Linked DNA regions of Homo sapiens: region 1 is linked to region 2. Evidence: chromatin loops called from intact Hi-C (ENCODE). Cell type or tissue: PC-3. All regions are shown on one strand. Links, peaks and the distances in the headings refer to the core of each region. The heading gives the core; the rest is flanking DNA. Region 1 holds the start of LOC107986562 (a long non-coding RNA gene). Region 2 has its middle 750 kb from the start of HULC.

What was found. A loop is a pair of places that touch in the nucleus more often than their neighbours do. Peaks named below come from ENCODE experiments on the same cell type or tissue, not always from the same donor. Only the 100,000 strongest peaks of a DNase experiment are listed, where the experiment ranks them.
Region 1: a loop joins it to region 2, with 2.7 times the contacts of the local background. A loop is called at or near these places in 1 of 110 quality-filtered maps.

Annotation. Positions count from the first base shown.
Region 1 is chr6:9,135,070-9,147,291 of GRCh38, forward strand. It overlaps LOC107986562 (a long non-coding RNA gene), which reads right to left and starts at 5,329. Exons shown (of 2, transcript XR_001743957.2): 1 at 5,254-5,329. In PC-3, for the core only: no CTCF peak of the experiment used is centred there; DNase peaks (open chromatin) are centred at 4,872 and 5,322; H3K4me3 peaks cover 1,437 bases; H3K27ac peaks cover 1,464 bases.
Region 2 is chr6:9,398,367-9,410,588 of GRCh38, forward strand. No RefSeq gene overlaps it. Among named protein-coding and RNA genes, the nearest start is that of HULC, 750 kb to the left of the region's middle. RefSeq lists an enhancer at 6,452-7,651. In PC-3, for the core only: no CTCF peak of the experiment used is centred there; DNase peaks (open chromatin) are centred at 6,495, 7,195 and 7,575; H3K4me3 peaks cover 1,510 bases; H3K27ac peaks cover 2,099 bases.

The DNA of each region.
Region 1 (12,222 bases), core at 3,352-5,851, 270 kb before region 2:
AGTTCAAGATAAAGAGAGACTCATTGTATGAGTCTGTTCTCACACTGCTCTAAAGAACTGCCCAAGACTGGGTAATTTATTATTATTTTTTTTTTTTTTTTGAGACGGAGTCTCGCTCTGTCGCTCAGGCTGGAGTGCAGTGGCACGATCTCGGCTCACTGCAAGCTCCGCCTCCTGGGTTTACGCCATTCTCCTGCCTCAGCCTCCTGAGTAGCTGGGACTACAGGCGCCGCCACCGCCCCTGGCTAATTTTTTGTATTTTTAGTAGAGATGGGGTTTCACCGTGTTAGCCAGGATGGTCTTGATCTCCTGACCTTGTGATCTGCCAGCCTCGGTCTCCCAAAGTGCTGGGATTACAGGCTTGAGCCACCGCTCCCGGCCTAGACTGGGTAATTTATAAAGAAAAAATTTCCTGAGGCCTCCATATCGCTGAGAAGACCTCAGGAAACTCACAATCATGGAAGAAGGGGAAGCAGGCATGTCTTACATGGCAGCAGGTGAGAGAGAGCAAGAAGAGGGAACTTAAAACCATCAGCTCTCATGAGAACTCCCTCAATATCACCAGAACAGCCTGGGGGAAACCACCCCCATTATCCAATCACCTCCCACCAGGTCCCTTCCTTGACACATGGGAATTATGAGGATTACAATTGGAGATGAGATTTGGGTGGGGACACAGAGCCAAACCATATCACTCTTGTCTCAAATCCTTCTCCTTCAACAGGAAAACTCCTTTAATTTCACTATGCATGTACCTGAAAGACAATCAAAGTATGTTCCTTGCTTGCAGTAACTGCAAAACTAGATTCCTTGCCGTGCCAGGAATCTAGTTTTAGTATTCCAGCTTTTAAAATATAAAGACAGATTCTAATTCCTTTTAGCTCTATCTGAAAGCTTCTCCTTGCAGCTATCACTTACTTCTGGGCAACTATTCAGTGTGGAGACCCCTAAGAAGTCTGTCTCAATGCCAGCTATTCTGCTCCCTAATAGACCTGGCTTCTGTGCTAAAGTGTTAGATTTTACCACTGATCAGTTCATCAACACTGAGTGTTTCAATCTAGTGTCCATGTATTGAGACACCGTGGAGATCTGTGCCTAAAATACTTACTGTTACCATTGGAAAAAGCAAAAGAAAGGAAGATTCTATCTGTATTTAGAGGCTCTTGGCATTTCAACACAACAAGGAGTGCCTGTGGAAAGCCTGCAGTTGCATTCTTCCTGTCAATATTTATATAATGCCAAGGTTCAGCCTTATAGAGAAGAACTCTCTTGTGCAATTCAAGATAGAAAGGGCCATGAAGAGCTTCCCTAAAGGCTCTCTTAACTTTCTATTCTGTGGTATAAACACAAGCCTTAGGATATTTTTATTCTACTATTTTCAAAACTTCTCACCCAAGGGAGCCAGCCAGGCCTGCAGTGACAGGAGAGTATGGGTGGTGACAGCCTAGGATTATCATTTCCGTGGTACTATTTGGGCTACTTGACAGCACAGTTGGGGACCAGAGACAACCTTGTTGAATTTATGGGTTCTGTTTTGGTTTTGACCAAAAGTTAAAAACCACAGGGCTGTGTGTGTGTGTGTGTGTGTGTGTGTGTGTGTACATCTGTGTGTGTAAAACATGAATCATTGAGAATGGTGAAACAATCCAGAGTAGAATGTTCCAGTTGTTTGCATATCTATTTTTCATAAAAACCACAGACATTTTGATGTGTATGCCTTGAATTAATGCAGAAACCAATGGCCTACATGTGAAGACACCAGCTCCAGAGAAGAGATTCACATTTGGCATATGATGGATGGAAGGAAGGACTGTGATGACAAAGGGACCAGGAGATATTTCTTATTCTTCCAGCATAATCTCTAAACCAGAAGCTTATTCCCATAGAATTTTCCAGTGAGGAAGGGTTAAGAATACTTGGGAAAATGAGGGTAAAAGATGAGCTAAATATTACCTTGTAGAAACAGTTCTTTGGGAATCGTTTATGAAGAAAATATTTTTCAATCTCGAATCATTCCATGTAGATAGTTATCGATTTATCAACTTTTTCTGTTAATGATGTTACTAATGATATAATTTAAAGACCTGAAGTTAATGGTGATATAATTTAAAGTCATGCTTTTATTTAAATGAAATCAATTTTTATCAGGATGAGAAGAAAGTCTTTAATAAAATGTATACTATGGGGTAAAATGGCAAAATGGCAATTTATTTTTCTCTCTTCTCTCTTTCTTTCCTGGATAGCCTGTGCCTGGGCCCCTACTTAGCACCAAATAAAGCCAGGGCGCAGATAACCCTATAATATTCATGACCTCTGCTGTTTTTTGCATGTCCCCTCCGGGGCCCATATTGAAATTTAATTGCCATTGTGATGGTAGTAAGAGGTGGGCCCATTATGGGATGATTAGAACATGCAGGCTCCATCCTCATGAATGGATTAATGTCATCACTGAGGGAGTGAGTTAGTTATCTCAGGAGGGGGTTCCTGAGTAAAAGTGAGTTAGCCCTCTCATGCCCATTCTTGCTCTTCTGCTCTCTTGTCCTTCCACCTCCTACCATGGGATGATGTAGTAAGGAGGCCCTCACCAGATGCCACTCTTTGACCTTGGGCTTCCCAGCCTTCAGAAGTGGAAAAAATTAAATTTATTTTCCATATAAATGACCCAGTCTGTGGTATTCTGTTACTGCAGCACAAAGTGAACTAAGACACCCTCTATTCTCAGTCTACTCACATGTGCCGCTCACACCTCATCACCTCACCTATTCCAGCTCTTCCTGCCTTCACACCTTGCAAAGCCTTTATTTAATCCATGGTTTGGCTTCACCCTCAGACCTATTACAGAGACAGTTATTGTATTTGTCTTTGACCTCAGTCTCCTTCCTTTCAAGCCTGGCTGAAGCTTTAACATCTGTCATTCTGGTGCCCTGAGTATGGAGCTCACTTATTGTAGCCCAGGTTATTATAACCATCAAATATGCATGCTCATTTGGTTTGCTCCAGGAGCTAGTGGAGAATCTAAACAAAATTCTTCTGATACAGCAGGAGCAAACTTAGAACAAGGGCGTTGAGGTCCTGCAAGGTATCCTCGTTATTCAAGTATTTTCAGTTACTACAATCAATTCACCAGTTTATTCTTTCTTGGTAACCTTTGGTCTCCAAATGTTTATATAGCCTTTCTGCAGACAATGCTGAACATCTAAATTTGATTGAGCCTAAACATATTTTCAGAGATTCTATTCCTTTCTCCCTCATGAAAACCTTCACCATGTTCCCTGGAAGGTTGGTGTCCTTGGGCAGGGTGCAATAAACCATGGGAGCCTCTTAAAAGTGTTACTCATGAAATCATCATTGCCTTTGCTGTTTTGGACCAAGAACCCAGTTTAGTGTCCCCCAAAGACCCTGCTCTGTTCTTTCCTCTTTACCTGTTCATAATCTTTTTTAACTTTCACAGGCTAGATCTTATGAAAAATAACTCTTTTCCCTGGTTGCTTCTTCCTCTGAGTTTCTGCATTTCTGCTGGTTGGCTTTACATGTTAATATTCATCACATATAACTTAATATTGCCTTCTGTTGTTTCAGCATATACATTACTTCCCCAACTAAATTTTAAGCTCCCTGAAGGAAAGAATTGTGCCTTTTTATTTTTTAGACATTCTTTACAGTAACTTATGCTGTAGCACACATACATTACCAAATAGCAAAATATCATCAGTGAGTATAAATTATGATATTAAGAATAGACTTAAAACCACCATATAAGCAGTTTTAGGGAAAAAATACATAATTGGGGTATTCATGCATTTTGAAGCCTATTAAAATATAAATGCAGAATATAGTCAGTCAATCATGGTATTCTCTATAAAGCACACTTAGGAAAGGGAAAATTCATAGCAGGAATAGTGATGTGTTTAACAAACAGGCATCAGTGTATTGAATGCTGCCAAACCCAATCCATTGCTCAACAGAATGACTATAAATAAGACAGCACAGAGGAGGAGAGTTAGAGATGAAATGGGCAATGAGGTGGAAGGAGTCGCAGCTGTTTCTTTTCATTCATTCATTGAATTCTCTGTAAATATTGGTATGGCTTGCAAAGTGGTAAACAGCATTTCTGTAAATTAGAATGACTGCTCATATCCTGGCAAGAATATCAGGGGTCTGAGTATCAGGCAAAGCAGACGATGACATCATACACGGCATGAGCTTCCCCTCGGCTTCTCCAAATGCTCCTAATTCATTTGCTCCGTAACATTTGAATATATATTTTAGCTGAGCCAACTTTTTTACCAGGAAAGTATTCAGTGCTTGTTTTAGATTCATTTTCCTGCAGCTTGCATTTTGCCATATGCATTGGGACTTGTTTACACTTTTATTTTAAGGTTTGTTCTGTTTCTGATTTTGTTTCGCACTGAAGTTCCGAATAGACAGATGTCTATTAGAAGAATTGAAATGACATATCAGAGTTTTAATGCCGTCGTTCTTGTATTTGCATATTTAATTACTTGCATCGCATTTTATTAGTATATTTTCTGATGAGGAATTCTCAGTAATTAATTTCACCTGGAATGGTATGCGGGTGTATGAAAAATTACACTTGGCCACTTGCAGAGACCAGCTGTGTATTAGAAATATCTGGTCCCCATCTGCAGGATTAAAAAAAGTGAGAGAAAACAGCTGATTGTAAAAAACAGTCACTTTACCTTGTGCCCTGAAGGTATTATTATTATTGGCAGATATCCTTTATTACTCAGCCTATATTCTGGACATTAACTCAGAAGTTTACTCTGAGCATCATTCAGTGGGATGACTTGACTTTGCATCATTTTGGTTTTAATTTGTAGTCCTGCTAATGTGATTGGGTTCCACCCGTATGCGTGCACTCGCTGCCTTCAATTCCAGCCTGACTCACACACAGCCAACTTCATTTGGACCACAAATTGTTTTGGCCTAGCTGGCAGCGGAAACCCAAAACAAAAATCTGGGAGAGTAGGGATATCATGTTAAAAGATAACCCTCAGGGTCAAACGTGGCCTCTTAGAAATGCAACCAAATCCTGTAGCAGCGCTCCAGTACACACGTGCATGTTTTTATTTTCTCTTTTTCTCTCTGTCTTGCTATGTATTTCTATGTGGATTCTTTGTCTGCCCTGACAACAGATGGTGTTTTAATAAAGTCCGGTAGGAATATTACTGTGAGTAAACAATGCAGCGCATGCCAATTCCATAATTGCTGGGTACTGATTCAGCCTCTTACCTGCTGCATCCAAATTGGGAGGGAACCAACTGTGCTTGCACCTACCGGCAGCAGCCCGCTCGCCTGCAGCTGTGGTGTGCTTCAGCAGCTAGCCTCACCACGGAAGGTAAATTGCGGCTCCTGTCATGTGTCTTGGCACCGGGTCTAGGGAATGCTGCCATCTGGCTTGTCATCAAACATGGTCATTGAATCTCTCAGAGATAAAATGGCTTTTTAAAAATCTTGCTGTTTTTTTAAAAATTGACACACATAAAATGTATTATCTTTCTCTTTACAGGCATGGTATATTCTAAAATAAGTGTTTGAGCTTATTTGAGCAATAGCTTCCAGAGTGTTGTTTTTCCTCACTGATTCCCACGCTCAAAGGGATTTATAGTCTAAACCTATTATATGTTAATGGAAAATTTAAATTCATCGGATCTGGCCAAGAAATGCAAGCTCTCATTTATATGTCTCATTGGGGAAGGGCAAAAAGTTAGGTTAACTCTCTGAATAATTTTAGTTTGTTTTTCATTGTATAGAAACATGTCCTTAACTCTTTTACTCAAAAAAGAGGGCAGGTGAAGCAAATAAAGATTGTAATCCAAATGTACGATATTTGTCCCCTCCCCATAGTCCCCTCAAACTACCTGCTAAATAGAAGTCTCCAGGAAAATCAAAGTGGCTTTGGCAGCCAGAAAGAGAAAGTCAGTGCTTACTCATTTTGTAAGAAGGCCAGCAGCATGTGATGTTTATCCAAGGATCATATTTTAAGTGACATCCAGTTTCTTCAAATACTGCCATTTTCAACAGAGTGCTCTAAACACTTTTGGTAGTGCCTACAATTATAAAAGCAAACAAAAAGCAAAATGAACTGCAGAAACAGCAGCGTAGCCTTCACAGTAGAGAAAGGTTAACGTCTGCTGGCTGACATATTCAGAGAAAAGCCTCTTGTTGCCCGGTTTGTCTGTTCAAGTAAATAAAATATATTAAACTGATAGGACACCAAACTGCTAGAGTTCATGCCAATTTTTTCTTTTCAGTAAAGGCTGCCAACTCCCCAGCTAGACTGATGGTTACATGAAATGCTAGTATTGCATCATTTTCCCTTCCATCGATTTTTAGATAGAATGATCCTGTTTTTGAATATTTTGAGAAGAATCTGAAACAAATGCAAAAACAGACAAAAATAATACACTGAAAACTCTTACACATTACCCATTCCTAACAAGTGCTCGTCCAAAGTTCCCCATCCATACCTCCTTCCTGGTTTATTTGAAACAAATTCTATCCATCCTGTCAATTTAACTGTAAACATTTCTTTATCTTTTTTTTTTAAAAGTCACAGATCTTTTTTGTCCCTTTCTGTAACTTTCTGTTTTAGCATTACTTCAAAGAAAATGTGTAATAGTATGAGGAACACCCTTTTAACCAAAATTTGCTAATGTTTTATATGTGCTTTGTCTATTTTTGTCTCTTTATATATAGTTTCAAACAAATGCATACTTTTTCAGAATCATTTGAGTGTATAGTAGGTTTCTGTTGCTACAGTAACACATAACTCAGAAACTCAAATACTGCATGCTTTCACTTATAAGTGGGAGCTAAGCAATGGCTACACGTGGACATAAAATTGGCAAAAATAGATCTTGGGAACTCCAAAAGTGAGGAGCCTGGGAGAGGCCGAGGGTTAAAAAAATTATGTACTTGGTACAATGTTCACTATTTGGGTGATGGGTGTGCTAGAAGCCCAAACCTCACCATTATGTAATATATCCATGTAACAAGCCTGCACATGTACCTCTGAATCTAAAATTTTAAAAAATTAAAAATAAAATGTACATGGAAAGGAAAGTAAAAAAAAACCCCACAAATTCCTTAACATTCTAGAATTCAGAAATCCGAAATGAGATTTCTGGGGCTAAAAAAATGTATCAGCAGGTCTTCTGGAGAGTCTGGGAGAATCTGCTCCCTGCCCCTTCCACGTTCTAGAGGCTGCCTCAATCCTCTGGTTTCTCAAGGTTGCCTGGATTCCTTGACTTGCAGCCCCTTCCATCTTCCAAGCCAGCATTTGCATCACTTTGAAATCAGCCTCTGCTCTAATCTCCTAGTCTCTGCCTCTGCTTCTCTTGCTTCCCTCTTGCTTTTTTTCTAAGAACCTTGTGATTACATTGGGCCCACCATGATAATCAAGGATAATTTCTTCATTTTTCGATTTTTAATTGCATCTGCAAAGTCCCTTTTGCAAACATAGAAAATATGTTTGCAGGTTCCAGGATTCAGATATCTTCCAGGGAGAAGGAGATACTGTGCACACTCCATCTCTAGTGTTTCCGAGAGTGCTTCCTAAGAATGATGACTTTCTCTTACACAACCACAGCAAAATAAGTCAAAATTAGAAAATTACCTAACCTGCACTGCATAATCTGATTTCATCAATTATCTCAGGAACTTTTTTTATCCAACACCACTCAAAATCCAGGATCCTAGACTATGTTTAATTGTCATGTTTCTTTGGTCTACTTTAATCTAAATGAGATTCTTAGTCTTCTTTTTGTCATTTATTTTGACATTTAGAAGGCAATAGGCCTGTTAGTTCATAAAATGTTCCACCATATCTATTTGTCTATTTTTTATGATTGAATTCAGATTATGACTTTTTGGCAGATGGGATGGTTAAATTTTATGTGTCAACTTGGCTAGGCTATGGTCCACATTTGTCAGGTCAAATGCTAATCTAGAGGTTGCTGTGAAAATAGTGTGTAGATGTGGTGAACATCTAGAATCAGTTGACTTTTAGACAAAGTGAGAACCCTCAATAATATGAGTGGACCTCATCCAAACAGTGAAGGCCTAAAAGCAAAAGGATTCCCTAAGGATTCCCTTAAAACTGTAATGTAGAAACCCTACCTGAGTTTCCAGCCTGCCAGCGTGCCCTACAGATTTGGATTTTCCAGCCCCACAACCACATAAGCCAGTTCCTTAGAATACATCTCTTTGTATAAATATACCCTGTTGGTCCTGTTTCTCTGGAGAACCCTGAATGATGCAGTAGGTGTGGCAGAGAAGTGACACTGGCCCTAATCAGTGCATTCTAATAGGAGGTACATAATGTCAGTTTGTCTCGGTACTGAAGATACTGACCTTGATTACTTGGTTATATAGTCTAAGCCGTACGTGTTGGAAATTGAAACTAATAAAGCAAATGGCATCTTTACTGTGAAGTTACACAAATGTTCTTTTTGGTAAATACTAAGTAATTTTAGAGTGGTTTTTTTTTTTTCAGATTGTGTACATCTAGAGCTCTTTGTTAAAACTTTCCTTGCTAGTTTTGGCATCCATTGATTATTTTCAACTCCATCATTTCTTCCACGTTAGTTGAAATTTCACCATAAGCAAGAGCTTTCCCTTCTCCTCCATTAAGTAATTTAATCATTTATTGATAATATGTATAAATTTCTGTATCCTTATTTTTTTCTATAGTTATAATTGATATCTTATGGCAAGCTCACTTACTCATGAGAACCACGTTTAGGCAACTCTTCTTAAATCTGTGTGAATTGTCATAATGTTGGTAGCTTAAAATCAACCATAATGGAGTATTTACAATATAGAAATAGCAAATACTGCCAACCAGAGCTTCTTTATTTTTCCATTATGGAGAGCCAGTTTACTAGCATACCATAGTATATAATCCATTACTATCAATATTTATTTATTTATTTTTCTGTGACAGTCTTGCTCTGTCGCCCAGGCTGGAGTGCAGTGCTGCGATCTTGGCTCACTGCAAGCTCTGCCCCTCCAGGTTTTAAGCAATTCTCTGCCTCAGCCTCTGGAGTAGCTGGGATTACAGGTGCCCGCCACCACGCCCAGCTAATTTTTTTGTATTTTTAGTAGAGATGGGGTTTCACCATCTTGGCCAGGCTGGTCTTGAACTCCTGACTTCATGGTCCACATGCCTCGGCCTCCCAAAGTGCTGGGATTACAGGCGTGAGCCACCGCGCCCAACCCGATATTTATTTTTATGAGCAAAATGTTTGAGATTTGATCAGTAGGAACTCCATCAAACTGTATCCTATGTTATCTTGACATAGCTGCATCATTCATCATTCTTTGAGCGCTTTGTGATTTTCTGGCTCAATACGATGTTCTAGGATGATCTTGTACTTTCCCCATACTAGCTCTAAAATCATTTCTTATTCCAAGGAAATCTGTTTTCTTTTCATGGAGAATCATGTTTAGAAACCACAGTGAGTGCTAGTTCTTTGACAATGATTCCTAGGAGTGGAATTGCTGGGTCATAGTGTTTGAATAGATTTAGCTTTAAATGAGCAATTTTTTCCAAAAGTAGCTGTACCATATTCTCTCTTCTGGTCCATATAAAATAATAGGGACTGGATGTATCCTCAGATACTGAACAACAAGCTAAATTGGACAAAGTATGTGAAATGAGGGATTAAAACATTGGACAGCTGGTAGTACAGGTTGGTGATGCCTGAAAGAAAGAAAACAAGTAAGAATGATGATCTCTACTCATCAGATTACTGTCTAAAGGATAGGTATCTAAAGGCATCCTCAAGTACTAATGCAATATGGGAGCAGCAGAAGAGTTGAGCTGAGAGAATTCATCACCAGAAGACTGGGCTGAAGGCCTCACTGGGTTGAGGAGGAGATCAGAGTGCAAGATAAAGCACCTGAAAGGAGGGCACTGTACAGAGAGAAACCTTCAATGACATGCAAAGAGATCCCCAGAGTCTTTGCTGAACACTGACGTACATACATGTGTGAGGAAACAATCTGAGTCTGAGAAAAGAACCACCAAAGGAGAGAATGCTGAACAGCCTCTGTGGCTCACACAGGACTGTGAAGAGTTTGTATTCCCATCAGTCGGAGTGAAAAGACCTCATCACACATGGGGTTTCAAGTGGAATTCTCACAAGCTTATCAATAATAAATAAATAATAAAGTTATTTTAGCAGTGGGGCTAAATTACCCTGGGTAAAGACTTCTCTGAACGTACCTTAATGATGCTTAAAAACAAAGCTTTGAAAGGATTTAACTAGTGCAAAATAATTTAACTGCACACTAAAACAAGATCCAACATTTCTTAAAGGAATGTAACAAAACCCAGTACCTTGCAATGTAAAATGTAAAATGTCCAACATCCAATAAAAAATTACTTGGTATGTGTGATGGTTAATACTGAATGTCAACTTGATTGGATTGAAGGATGCAATATTGATCCTGGGTGTGTCTGTAAGGGTGTTGCCAAAGGAGATTAACATTTCAGTCAGTGGGCTTGGGACAGCAGTCCCATCCTTAATTGGGTGGGCACCATCTAATCAGCCACCTGGGAATATAAAGCAAGCAGAAAAATGGGAAGCAATGAGACTGGCCTAGCCTCCCAGCCTACATCTTTCTCCCTTGCTGGATGCTTCCTGCCCTAAAACACTGGACTCCAAGTTCTTCAGTTTTGGGACTCGGACTGGCTCTCGTTGCTCCTCAGTTTGCAGACAGCCTATTGTGGGCTCTTGTGATCATGTAAGTTAATACTTACTAAACTCCCCTTTATATAGATAGATATAGATATATATCTATAGATAGAGATAGAGATATATATCTATAGATAGAGATAGAGATAGAGATCTATAGATAGAGATATAGATCTATAGATAGAGATATAGATCTATAGATATAGAGATATAGATATAGATCTATATAGAGATATAGATATAGATCTATATAGAGATATAGATATAGATCTATATAGAGATATAGATATAGATCTATAGATATAGAGATATAGATATAGATCTATAGATATAGAGATATAGATATAGATCTATAGATATAGAGATATAGATATAGATCTATAGATATAGAGATATAGATATAGATCTATAGATAGAGATAGATATATCTATAGCTATGTATATTGATATATATATCTATAGCCATGTATATCTATAGATAGAGATAGATATAGATATAGATCTATAGATAGAGATAGAGATATATATCTATAGATAGAGATAGAGATATATATCTATAGATAGAGATATAGATCTATAGATAGAGATATAGATCTATAGATAGAGATAGATCTATAGATAGAGATATAGATCTATAGATATAGATATAGATATAGATCTATAGATAGAGATATGGATCTATAGATATAGAGATATAGATATGGATCTATAGATATAGAGATAGATCTATATAGAGATATAGATATAGATCTATAGATATAGAGATATAGATATAGATCTATAGATAGAGATAGATATATCTATAGCTATGTATATTGATATATATATCTATAGCCACGTATATCTATAGATAGAGATAGATATAGATCTATATCTATAGATAGAGATATAGATCTATATCTATAGATAGAGATAGATGTAGATATAGATACATATCCATCCTCTTAGTTCTGTCCCTCTAGAAAACTGACTAATACATATTTTGGTACAAGGAGTGGTTCCAGAGGAACAGAATATTAAGGATGGAGTTCTTTCATTGGTTTCGGGGTTTCTAGAGTTGGCTGCTTGATATGATTAGACCCAAAAATGCTAAGGACTGTACTTCCAATAGTATGGAGAACACTGATATTCCTTGGTGTGAACTGTTTAGAGAGTTATGCAAAATTAATGCATTTGACACTCCTAATTCACTGCTCACGAGAGGCAAGAAGTTTAGTGACTCTATACATAATACCTTTGACCATATATGGAGAACCAAAGAACATAATGAAGCTGGTTGGTTGCTCCTAACTTCAGTGGACAAAAGGATGAAAGAAGATGATGAACTTAGGGATTCTGTCTCCTGGCTTCAGAAGCAGATACTGAGCCTCAAATCTGCCAAGATTACCCTGAGTGAGAGTCTTATCTCCTGTAGAGAAAGAGCTGAAATTGTGGGAAAACAGACACAGCTCTTATCCTGCAAGTGGCTGACCTGCAACAAAAGGTGCATGCACAGCCT
Region 2 (12,222 bases), core at 6,115-8,614:
TAAACCTATTACATTGGAGGCGCAGTTCTGAGGGACACAGGTGCCAGACCAGTGCACAAAACCCAATTGAGTTATGTAGCAGGCAGTGAGGGGCCTCTAATCACCATGCTGACTGCATGGGGAATTGCCCGTGTTATGTGGTAGCAGCCACTTTATTAAATATCGATTTAAATCACGGCCTTTAATCAAATCGGATAGAAGACCTTTTTCACCTTCGCCCCTCTTCGGCTCCTCCTCGCCCTCCTCCTTTTCCAATCAGCCTGCCTGGTGACATCCGAGCTGAGGGATGAATAGTCAGCAAGGAGTTCACCAGCAAACCCTTTTCAACAGTAATGAGGCATTTGTGATAATCGAGTGATGAAATGTAAATGGGCAGTAATGAGCACAATTACATCCACTAGGGAACCATCAACGTGGCTTCTTTCCTCACAGATAGATAAGCTCTTTCCCTGTCATTGCCTACTGCTGACTTCACTGGGAGGCAGGGTGCCCAGCGAGCGCAGGGTGGGGGCGCGCCCTGGGATGGGTGGGGAGGCTGAGAACTGGCGGAGAGCAGGGCCGTGGCAGCGGGCGGGGCGGAGAGAACCCCCACCCGCACTACAAGGCCTTGAGCACCCGGGCCTTGCGGTTCCTCTGCCGGCTCCCATCCTTCTCCGCCTCTCCTCCTCCTTCCCTCCGAGGACGCTGGGGCTCCATTTGCCGCGCGGCTGGAAAGTCGCCTGCGTGCGCTAATGAGCTCAAGGTGAGCCGCGGCCTGTTGGTTACATTGAAAAACTGTGCGGAGTGACCGGGGCCGGCTGCGTGTGAGCAGAGACTGAAGCCAAGAAATGGGAGCCTTGCCAGGAAGCACGAGTGCCACCGCTGCTTGTGTCATCTTTGTAGTCAGGCGACCAACAGCGGAGAAAGACGCCGGCATTTCCAGGAAAGCGGGCAGCCCCGCGCATCTGCCACCGGCCTACCCAGACTCTGGCTTGGCCTGGCGCGATGTGTTGACAGGCCGGGGATGGTCTACCCACTGCAGACCAAATCTCAGAGGATGGGAAATGTTTTGTGGTTTTAAAAATTCTAAAATAACTTCGGAACAACATAGGGTGCCCTTGACATAAGAAATATGCTAAGAAGGTGTTTTACGAACGCAGTAAATGAATTACTGGTTCACCACTGTGATTTTATTGTGCATATATAGTCGTATTACAAATGATACATATATTCCTTATGAATAATTTTCTAAAGTGAATTGTGTTGATGTATAGATGTAACGGATCAGTTAGCAAAGTGAAAATTGATTTTAATAATTTTTCATCAATTAAAAGTCCACCATGATCATTTTGTATTCAAAAAAGTTAAAATTTTTAAAATATTTCTTTTGTGTGTGGTAGAAACTACCTATCTCTTTTATTTTGTTCTTTGAACTTTTCATCATTAAATGGAAAGCCAGAGTTGTCAAATTATAATAAAATATTAGGCCAAATTCTGTCCACAGAACAGTCTACAAAATTTACATGACTATTGGTCAATATGAGAAATGCATGTATGGTTTAATAATGTTTTTTGGCCCCAAGACAATTTGACATGTGGAGGCATTTTTTTTCCTTCAATTTCTCAAGTGTTTACTTTCAGCACTACTTTTTCTTGGAATATTCATTTCAAAGAGTACTGTGTTTATGGAACGCTCAGGTCCATGCGTGTTTTCTTCTTCATATCCTTGAACATATGTGGAAAGTTCAATAAAATGACTCACTCAGTAAACTGATGAATTGGCTGTTGGCGAACTGGTCATTTGGTTTATCACATATTCAGTAAATAGCCTTTTGGCAAGCCGACTTTTGTTCAACTGGCTTTCAAAACTTTGAATGCACTTAGAAAGCTATAGTGATTGTTAAAAAATGCCAATCCAACCAAATTAAAACAAAATCAATCTCATCTACTAATTTACTATAAAACGGTAATATCTCATCAAATCATGACCCTGGGCTACTGCAAGAACCTTACTCTTCTGACTAAGATGTATATCAGAAACTTACTGAGGCCGTAAATATGCAAGCAATGAAAATTTGAGAGTTTAGCATGGCATAAAACATCTTCTCCATGCCCGGCCTTGCCTGTTCCTGCAACCTTGCTTCTTTCAACTCTTCAACTTGTAGTCTGTCCTCTGGGTAACTGAAATGTAGTAGTTCCCTACAAACATTGTGCAATTTCACACCTCCATGCCTTTGTTTATGCCAGTCTTTCTATCCTGAGGACTCTACCCTTGCGTTCTTTTTTGCCTTCTTATTCTTCATCAATGGGCAACCTGCGCATCCCTTCCTCCTTGAGAAGCCTTGCCGAGTTCCCAAGACTACATTATTTTTTGTTTGTTTTTTCAGCATCAATTGCTTTATTTGTTTCTTAGTTCTGTATAGCATATTTTATTCATAGTAAAATCCTTGGGGTTAAACAGCCAAAGATCAATTTTTAGGTTTATATCTCTCCCATGTAGTTTATTGCCTCAAGCATAGTAGTTTCTCAGTAAATGTTTAGTAACTAGAAATGGAAAAGTTTTAATTCACCTCTCTGACTTAATAAGTTCTCAGAGTTGAACCTAATTGCATTTTAGCTTTGTCTTTTTATTTCTTACCTTTTATCTCTTACTCCTTAAAAAGCAGAGTCAGAAAATAACCATTAAATCAAACGTTCTATGAGGTTGTGTGTTCATGAAACCTTAAAAAAATTATCTCTTCCTTTCTGGTAGAATAAAACTCAATCTTCTCAGTATGATTGTTTTACTGAGAATCTGACAGGAACAAAGGTATAGATCTATCACTTAAAGAATGCTTTATTTGTGGTTGTTTTTTTCTTTCAAAAACAGTTTGCATGAAATGACAACATAAGAATAGCTGACCTAGTTAAGAGAACAAGCTGCTTAAACAATATGGAACCATGTATTTGAATTTAAAATTGCACAACAATAAATCCTTTTAGATATATTAATTGAAATAGATAACCCATTTAGAAAAAAAAGAAGATGACTACTTGGTAACAGATTTTTGTCTGGTTAAAAATCTCATAATAGATGTTTCTCTAATTCAGACTGCCTTTGCTTACAATTCATTATGATCCAGTGGGCTGGAAGGTACCAGTGTTAAGCTATTTCTTTTGTTCATTTTTTGGTGACTTTTCCTCCAAGCTAACTCTTTAGTATTATTTCACTAGTGCTTAGCAGCTCTTCCATAAGAAGAAATTGGAAATATAATCCAGTAAATTGCATTAATTTGGGGATGGGAGCAAGACACACATTTTAAGAAAAAGTTGGCAGAATGAGATGAAAATTTAAAAATTATAATTTTCAGTTAGTCACTCCTTTATTTTGAGCTTGCTGCATTATATGGAATTCTGAAATATGCCTAATTTTAAATGCACATATATCATTTTATCATTGTATTCATTTATTATTTTGTAAAAATCTGTTAACAGTAAGCCTAAAGGCCATACTTAAGCTACCATCCTAAAAAAAATATGAAGAAGCTCATTTGAGTCTTTTAGAAACAACATCAGTCTATTATATACAGCACATATCAACAATACATTTCACTTTCAAACTATCGCATAACCCATCCTGCAGTTATTCATGGATGCGTTTAGAGGAGGTTATTTTCCCCCTGACAAAAATGGGCCATTTTTCCCTGTTTAGCAAAATCTGGAACACAGATCATTATAGTGCTTTTGGCAGCTAATTTGAACATCAGTGACTCAACTTTGAGAAGAGCCTTTTTTCTGCCCTAAAGAATCTCTGAGTTTTCAGACTCCAGTAATTGAAAAATCCCCAAACACTCACTCACAGAGGAGATACACATTACTGCAGGAACAGTCTACAAATTGTAAAGTATTCAATTTACATCCCTAGCACCTCAGGGCAGTTCTGAAGAATTTATATCTTTGGGAACCTTTGAACTAACAAAAGATAACATTTCACAGTAAAGTCTACTTGCATAAAAGTTTTTAACTCCCTTCTTTCCTTTTGCAAAGAAACTACTTCTTTCACTTGCAATTCTAACTAGGAAAAGTTTATATTCACTAAGACGCAACCATAAAAAAGGTCGGACAGAAAATAAAAGAAAGAAAGAAAAAAACTCACAAGATGATGCCTGAATTTATGTTAATCACTCCCAAGCCCCCATGGCATGGTTATTACAACTCTTAGTTTTAAAATAACAAAGCACAAAATGATTTTATTTTTGTGATTGTACTTCAAATTTGAAGAAAAACATGATAAAGGGGTGGATTTTTATTGGATCCTTATTGCTTTTATTGGAACATTAAAATTTGGAGCATCCATGCAGGCAACCCCTTGTCAAAAGGTTCTGATTAACAAATAAAAATTCTTCTCCTTGTTAATTACCACATATACTTCCACAGCCAATGAACCTTAAATGATTCATTTAATTTAAAAAATATGGCTCTATAGTATTTGGTTTTCCTTATTTCCCAGCTTTTGTAAGTGAAGCAGTAAGAAATCTGCAACGGATTAAATTGGACCTATATTTTCTAGGTAGGGAATGGTTTTTCTCCGCCCCTCCCTCTGGCTTTTTTTTTTTCTTTCTTCCTTCCTTTTTTTTTTTTTTTTTTTTTGAGATAGAGTTTCGCTCTTGTTGCCCAGGCTGGAGTGCGATGGCACGATCTCGGCTCACTGCAACCTCCGCCCCCTGGGTTCAAGCGATTCTCCTGCCTCAGCCTACTGAGTAGCTGGGATTAGAGGCACGTGACACCACACCTGGCTAATTTTTGTATTTTTAGTAGAGATGGGGTTTCGCCATGTTGGTCAGGCTGGTCTCAAACTCCTGACCTCAGGTGATCTGCCCACCTCGGCCTCCCAAAGTGCTGGGATTACAGGCGTGAGCCACTGCGCCTGGCCTCCTCTGGCTTTTTGATCAGAGATGATTTCTGGCAGAGTAATTACTAATCTTCTGACATCTGTGGCTCAGCCCAGTTTTAGCATTTGGATTGAAAATACAAAAAGCAAAGGAAAAACCCTCTATGAGACGCTCTCTAAATTTTTTAATGAGCGTATTCATTATCAATACTATAAGTATTGTAAAAATAAGGAAATGTAACGATAAGGAAACAGTTTAAATGCAATAGTCTGATAAGCTTTTTTTTTTTTTTTTAGGTTAAAACTTGATCAATGTTTCTGTTAACTAATAATCTAGGAATCAACAATCTCATAAAACTGGTTTATTCAGCCCAGAAAATTAGGCAATCCATCATGACTGATTTGCTCACATTTCCGTCTGCAAATAAGTGAGATGGAAACTTTAAAACCAATAAGATAATGCACTTTACAAATTCAACTGAGAGAGATGGATAAACTAAGATGCCACTGGCATCAGTTACAAAAAAAAAAATCTGTCGTGTTTCCAATTATTTGAGCAGATTTTTGTATCCCAATTTGCTGCCAGCCTGGCTGCATCTAGCCCCCTCCTCCTGTTTTCTCAAACCAAATCATCAGGTCTTAAATCAGAACGAGCTCATCATATCATCCTATGAAAGGCCATCAGGGGATAAAGGACACCAGATGTTATATGAGTTTTCTTTTAGGCTTTCATTTCAGCCTTCCTGCATTCCCCATGCTGCTTTTTACTTGTCAGAAACTAAAATGTGCTTTGATAGATAACAACCCTATTTTCTTCACTGGCTGAGCTTAGAGAATACCATTAAGTATTGATATCTAGGGTGCTTAACTAGGGAATGCAATCACAGCAGTGCCAAAATTGGGGTTCTGTTGTATTATTGTACATGCCAAGATTTTTGAAAAACTCAAAATTAATTTTGTTTTCCCGAGGAAAAAAATACATAGTTTTAGTTGTGGGAGATGAAAGGAAGGGGAATCAAGGCGAGTCCTTATTAGTATCTCTGCTTCCTCCTGCAGATATTAGCACACATCCCGGAGTCCAAATAACCCTGCCAAGCCGAGCAGAGGTAGATTTTTGAAATGGAATGATGGCCCCAACTGCCAAAGCAAATTATTAAAATGCTCTATACTTTGAGAGCTTAGCATTTGCCTAACTTTGGGTTTGTTAACAAAGGACAAAAAAAAAAAAAAAAAAAAAGAGCTCTTCCATAATCTGTAGAGTCTCAGACATGCTGTCGTCCTGTTTACTGATGATAACAACTCGTTGACACATGGCAAACTACAGCATCTTGATTCACTTATGGGGCGGTTCAAGGTCAGCCACATACTAGTTACAAGAATATAGCCACATTATGTGATTTGATTCAAGAGACTAGCTCACTCTTCTCTGGTTTCCAATGAAATGATTTTTTAAAAGGACTTTCATAGCCATGGCAGTGTATGTGTTGTAAAGGGATTATGCACAAATCCTACTTGTGGCTAGCGTGTGCTCCTCCTGGGAGGTAGATAGATAAAAGTTACAATGAATGAGAATAGGTGTTTACCTACAATGACCTTAGGTCATGTAAGTGGAGGAAAACCTTGAATCGTGTTTTATAGGAAATATCACTGTCCTTAATCAGAGGTGGTTCCTTTCTCTCCTCCAGGGAACATTTGGCAATGTCTGGGATTGTTTTTGATTGCCGCGACTGGGGGACTGATGGGGAGGAGTGGATTCCTGGCATCTAATGAGTAGAAGCTAGGGATGCTGCCAAGCATCCTGCAACGCACAGAACAGCCCCAGCCCAACAATTATTCAGCCTCAAATGCTAGTAGTGGTTGAGAAACCTCGGCATAAAAGATGAAAACAGTAAAATGAGCACTAATGTCAAACGCTGGGAGAATAAGAGAGGGGAGGAGGTGCCAGAAGTGGTCAGCACTGTCCATTCAAAGAAAACTGGGGAGTGAGCGAATGCTAGAGTCCTTTCACGTGGTTCCTGGAGGTGCAACAGGATTCAACCTAAAGAAACTTCCAGGGCTGCCTACCCCACTTACAACCTTCTGCACGCAGTGGCCAGAAATTATTAAAAAGTATCCGGTAATATTAATCCGTATGATAAAAAGGTACCCTGCTGTTCAGATTAAACCTTGCAATGGTCCATGACCCAGAGACTACCAAAATGGTGCATCATGGCTACTAGGTAAATGTTCCTTTAATGAACAAAAGAATAATTGGATTTTAATTGAATGAATAAACAAATGAGCTATTTCTGGATGTCCGCACTTGGAGAGGTTTACTGACTCTTTCTTAGTCACTAAACCCAGCAGGAGTGGCTTAATGACTCATACCTTAGGGATTTTAAGGGAGGGATGCAGACCTCAGAGCTTCTGATATGCACGGAAGCATCCAGCTCACCTGTCTTCTCTTAACCCCATTAAATTAATTCTCCGCGTTGCAGCCGTATCGCTGCCTAAAAATATTCATCATAGCACCCATTCCTACAGGCTACAGTTTAATTATTTAGTATTGTGTTCAATACCATCCTTGATCCCAAATTAACCCCCTCTTCTTTCATGTTTTGCTACCTTCCATCACCTGTTTAATGCTCTGATCATTTCCTGCCCCCATGTGTTTCATCCTTCCATACCTTTCCTCCTATTGTTCTGTTGGCCTTCGATAAAAACCTCCATTTACGCTTCAGGTTAACTCCCACTCCCACTCCAATGAGATAATCATCTCCACTGGGCAGTGTCCATGGAAACCTTTGTTTAGACTAAATATCTTATTTTCCTGTTCTCTTTCAGCGTCTTTAAACGTCATCATGATAGCGTCATCATTAAGTTGATGGTATTACGGTGATTTTCAAACTGTGCTGAGTTGTTCATTTCGTTCAGGCTCCATAGCATGTGACAATGACAGAGAGAAGTAAATGGAATTCTGAGTCTGACCTCTCTTCAAATGTGGAAACTTTGCTTTCATCAGTTTTAGATAGGATTACCCATGTAAGACATGATTTAAAGAAAGTTATCTGCAGCAACATCAATGAAGAGTAACAAAACAACTGAAAATATTATAATATGATTTTTAAATTATCTGCCTGTGGTACTTTTATAAAGTCTGCAATGCCATGCACCAAACATAATGCTTAGAAATAAAACGTAGGTGTTGAACTGAATAGATTTTACCCACCAAAAGCACTGAATTAATGGTAGGTAATGATAATAATAATATTTTTTATTCTAAGTATTCAAAGTCAATGTTTTTATATGTAGCAAATGATCACTAAATAACATGTATATATGTGTGTGTGCATATGTGTGTAAATATAGAAAGTTATATATTGCATATTTAACTTTCTCTAAATGTAGATATAAATGTGTATATATGTACACATATACTGATATGTACACTTATCATCTCCCTACAAAAATACTTCTTTATTCGAAATTGTAAAATGATGCTGAATCTTCAAATCCTGCTCCCCATTTGCATTTCGTTAAGGAATTTCAGGATTTACTTACAAAACCACATTCTGAAAAGTGGTTTGTAAGTGTTGTTGCACGTGAGAATTCAACGTAATTATCTATTGTCATCAGAATAGACATGAAGGATTATGAGAAGTTCTTTTTGTCATGAAGCCCATGCTGATCCCATATCACATGGGGATCAATCTGCAAATCAGTCATCGACAGGGGAGATGAGATTTATTGATTGTACAACCTGAGCAGCTCTAAATATGCAAGTGTCACCATTGGAAATGAAGACAATGGCTTGAAGGCAACCTGGGACCATCATTCACACAATTTGAGTGGATTTTCATAAAGGGAATCTGAGACTGCGGCTGGTTAATACATGGCTAAGTAGGCTATGGCTCAAATTATGAAAAACTGACAAGCAATTTATAAGTTAAATCGTAAATATCCAAAGTCCAGGACCTTGTGTTTTAAGAAACAAAAATGTGTGACTGTCTAAGCAAGAGATACTGGACAAAAATTTCTATGATATCAGAACTCATCATCCTAAAATAGAATTCAGGGAAAAATTAAATGGATTTTTAAAAATCAGTTAACACAATGTATTACTTATTAAATTCTTTCATGGAGCAAATAGAAGACTAATTTCTCTGGAGCCATTCATGCCCCCAAAAGTTATAATTAAAGACACAAATTGAATGATTTTAATAATGATGAACGTTCACCTTTTTAGTGCTTAGGTATGGTAATATGATAGTCACAGAAGGACTCCATCTTCCATTTTCATTTAACTTTCTCTCCTGGGATTTATAAGGGCACTTTTTCTCATTTATTTATTTATGGACATTAAAATATCAGGAGCTGAGTGGCTGCTTTTTAAAGATTGAATTAGTCTCAACTACTCAAAAAAGCATAGCAGGGTTTTGAGACCACGGAAGGCTTTCTGAATTTCCCAGTGTGCACATCTAGGAATATTTACCTCTTCATATCTTTCCAGTTATACAGGGTCCTGCCAAGAACAAGGATTTGCACGTATATTGGCGCACTGCCTCTGTTGTTTTCCTTTTCGCAGAATACAATTAGTGATCAGTGATGCCTTTATAGAAAGCACTCATAACAGAAAAGTGAAATCAAAAATGTTCTTGAAAGATGGAGGCAAAAAAAATGCAGTATTAAAACTTGCTGGAGAATAAGCAACCTCTGCAAGCTGGTTGGTCAGAATATTTGTATTTTCGTATCATTTAGGAAAATCCTATTATGGCTTTAGCTACAGAAACATCCCTGGTGTGCAAGATAGAGGCAGTTCATAAAACACGCAGCATTTTCAGCCGGAAAATAGGGCAACCTATTGCTTTCTGTAGATGGCTGTTACACCCCAGTTCCCATCAATAGAACATAATCTCATTGCAGCAGGCAATACTTGATATCAACGAAACACCAGTTTTCTAGGTACATGCGACTATTCTTACCTAAAAGACAAAAAGATTCTATTTCTGCAATGACCAGTATCTTCAGAACATAGTTAATAAAACAAGGTAGTCAAACAAAGAGGTACAGTAGTTAAACACAGGTACGCAGAGAATTCTACCACCCTTCCACCCTTTTTCTTTGCTCTTCAATCTCTCTCTGTCTCTTTCCTGCATAAACTGTCAATTCTCCAAATGCTACTACAAAATGATTTCAGTCAGTGTCAGTGTCAGCTGACTCAATAATTGATAGCCCGATCATTAGATGCTAAATCAGATGACTGTTTCCAAAATGCCTTCTCACTACTAGAGTAGGGGGAAATCTATGTGCATTTGCCTCTTGATCAGGATAATTTCCCCAAAGAATGGGCTAGATGCCAAGTTGCAAAGGCCTGTTTGCATCTAGGACTGGGTAGGCCACACACCCAATTTAGCCAATCTTTAGCCATGCAAAATAAAATAAGTTTTGCTGTGCTGATGTCACAATGATTAAAATATAATAAGCTAATGAGATTACAATAGCTGATTGTGAACAAGACCAATTGTGTTAATTGGAAGCTCCTGAATGGCAATTTTAGCTGCTGCTGAGTTTTGAAATATAATCAGTTTTACTAATTTTATCTGATTTCTTAATGAAGCTTGCCCTGAGCAATTGTTCTATGTGTTCTTTAGCAAACAGTGTGTGTCATAACTGCTGACATTCATCTTGATTACTTTAGTTAAAATAAATAGTTATACTTGGGCGGCTTTCAGAGAATACATCATAGTAGATGTAATGCTGGAAAGCAATGGGCTCTTGGTTTTTTTCTTTGTTTGGCTACATTTTATTTGCTTCATTCCAACCATGAAGATTTTCTTTGGTGTTACCAGATCTTTCCCAGAGTCTTGGTGTATGAATCAAGCAGAGATACTATTTGTTGTTTTGTAATATTCCTCCATCAATAAGTGGAGTAAATTCCTTCATCAATTTACAGGAATAAAGATAAGATTGGCACTGAGGAGAAGGTAACAGACTTTTGTGTTGGCAACACACAGATTATACCATCAAAACCATCCACCAACATTAATGGCTGAGGCTGCAAGAGAGCGAGCACTCAAGTTATTTGTTTTCACAGAGGATTAATATACATTGGATGGCTCCTCCAAGCTTTTTGAGTGTATTGGAAGACTGCCACGCCATACAGCCAGTTATAAAAGACTGAGAATGCTAAGAGAAAATAAAGTTTGGGGAAACCAAAAATGCCATTTGAGTAAGTTAAAAAAAAACATCTTTCATGGTGTTGATTTTTTTACTCACAATCTTTCAACATCTGCAATTAGGATTGTATATTTAGATTATTTAGTGCTTGTGAGCAAAGATTAAATGGATTTTTACAGGAATAAGCTAGGGGATAGGATAAAAGCTTTTGGAATCCTATGGAACATCTAAAACAAGATAATACATATTAAAACATCATGAAAGAGTTTTTTTTAATTAAGTGATTGCACAAGCAAGGGTATTATACCATTCCCCCCAGCCACATGAACAGTTAAAAACATTTTTATTGAGTTGCAACATTGCTTACAGGTAGGCATGTAAATTGCACACATCTTGTGTACTGCTCAATTCATTTTTATGTACGCATATATCCATGAACCACCGAGACTGAGATCAAGAGCTAGAACATTTCTCATACTCCAGATTCACTTGATAATTATTTTATCTTTGTTGGTGTTTCTTTTACCTACGGTTATACAATAAATTAATAAATGTCTCCATTTCTTATGTGGTCCTTGGCTCAGTTTAATATTGAGGCTATTCTAGGCTTGTACCTTAGGGGTTTCTAAGCTCTTCTTTTTCTGCCCTCTGGAACAGTGTGCATAAGTTATGGATTATCTATTTCTTGAAATTCTGATACATACAAAGAGTATTTAAAAACCCACCTGGGCCCATCTATTTTGTTGCTCTGCATTTCCATGATCATTTATATTTATTTACCTATCTTCCTAGAAAATTCTCTGTTGTATCTAACTTTCAAATTACAAGTATGTATTTATTATTCAAAGAATTCTCATACCTATTTCCTTTTTTATAAAGCTTTCTGTTTTGATATAATTTCAAACTTGCAGAAAACTTGCAAGAATAAGAAAAGGAACTCTCATGTACTCTTCACCATTCACTATTACCATTCACGATTTATTTACACTTTGCCTTACCACTTGCTTTACTGTTCTCTCTCATACTGTCTCCCTGGATAAAAACATAGATAGGTAGATAGATAGATAAAACATATTTCTCAACTATTTGAAAGCAAGTTAAAGATATCATGTCCCTTTACCCCTAAATACTTCAGTCTGCATATGCTAAGAACAAAGAATATTTTCTCACATAACCACAGTACAGTTATCATTATCAGGAAATTTAACAATAATAAA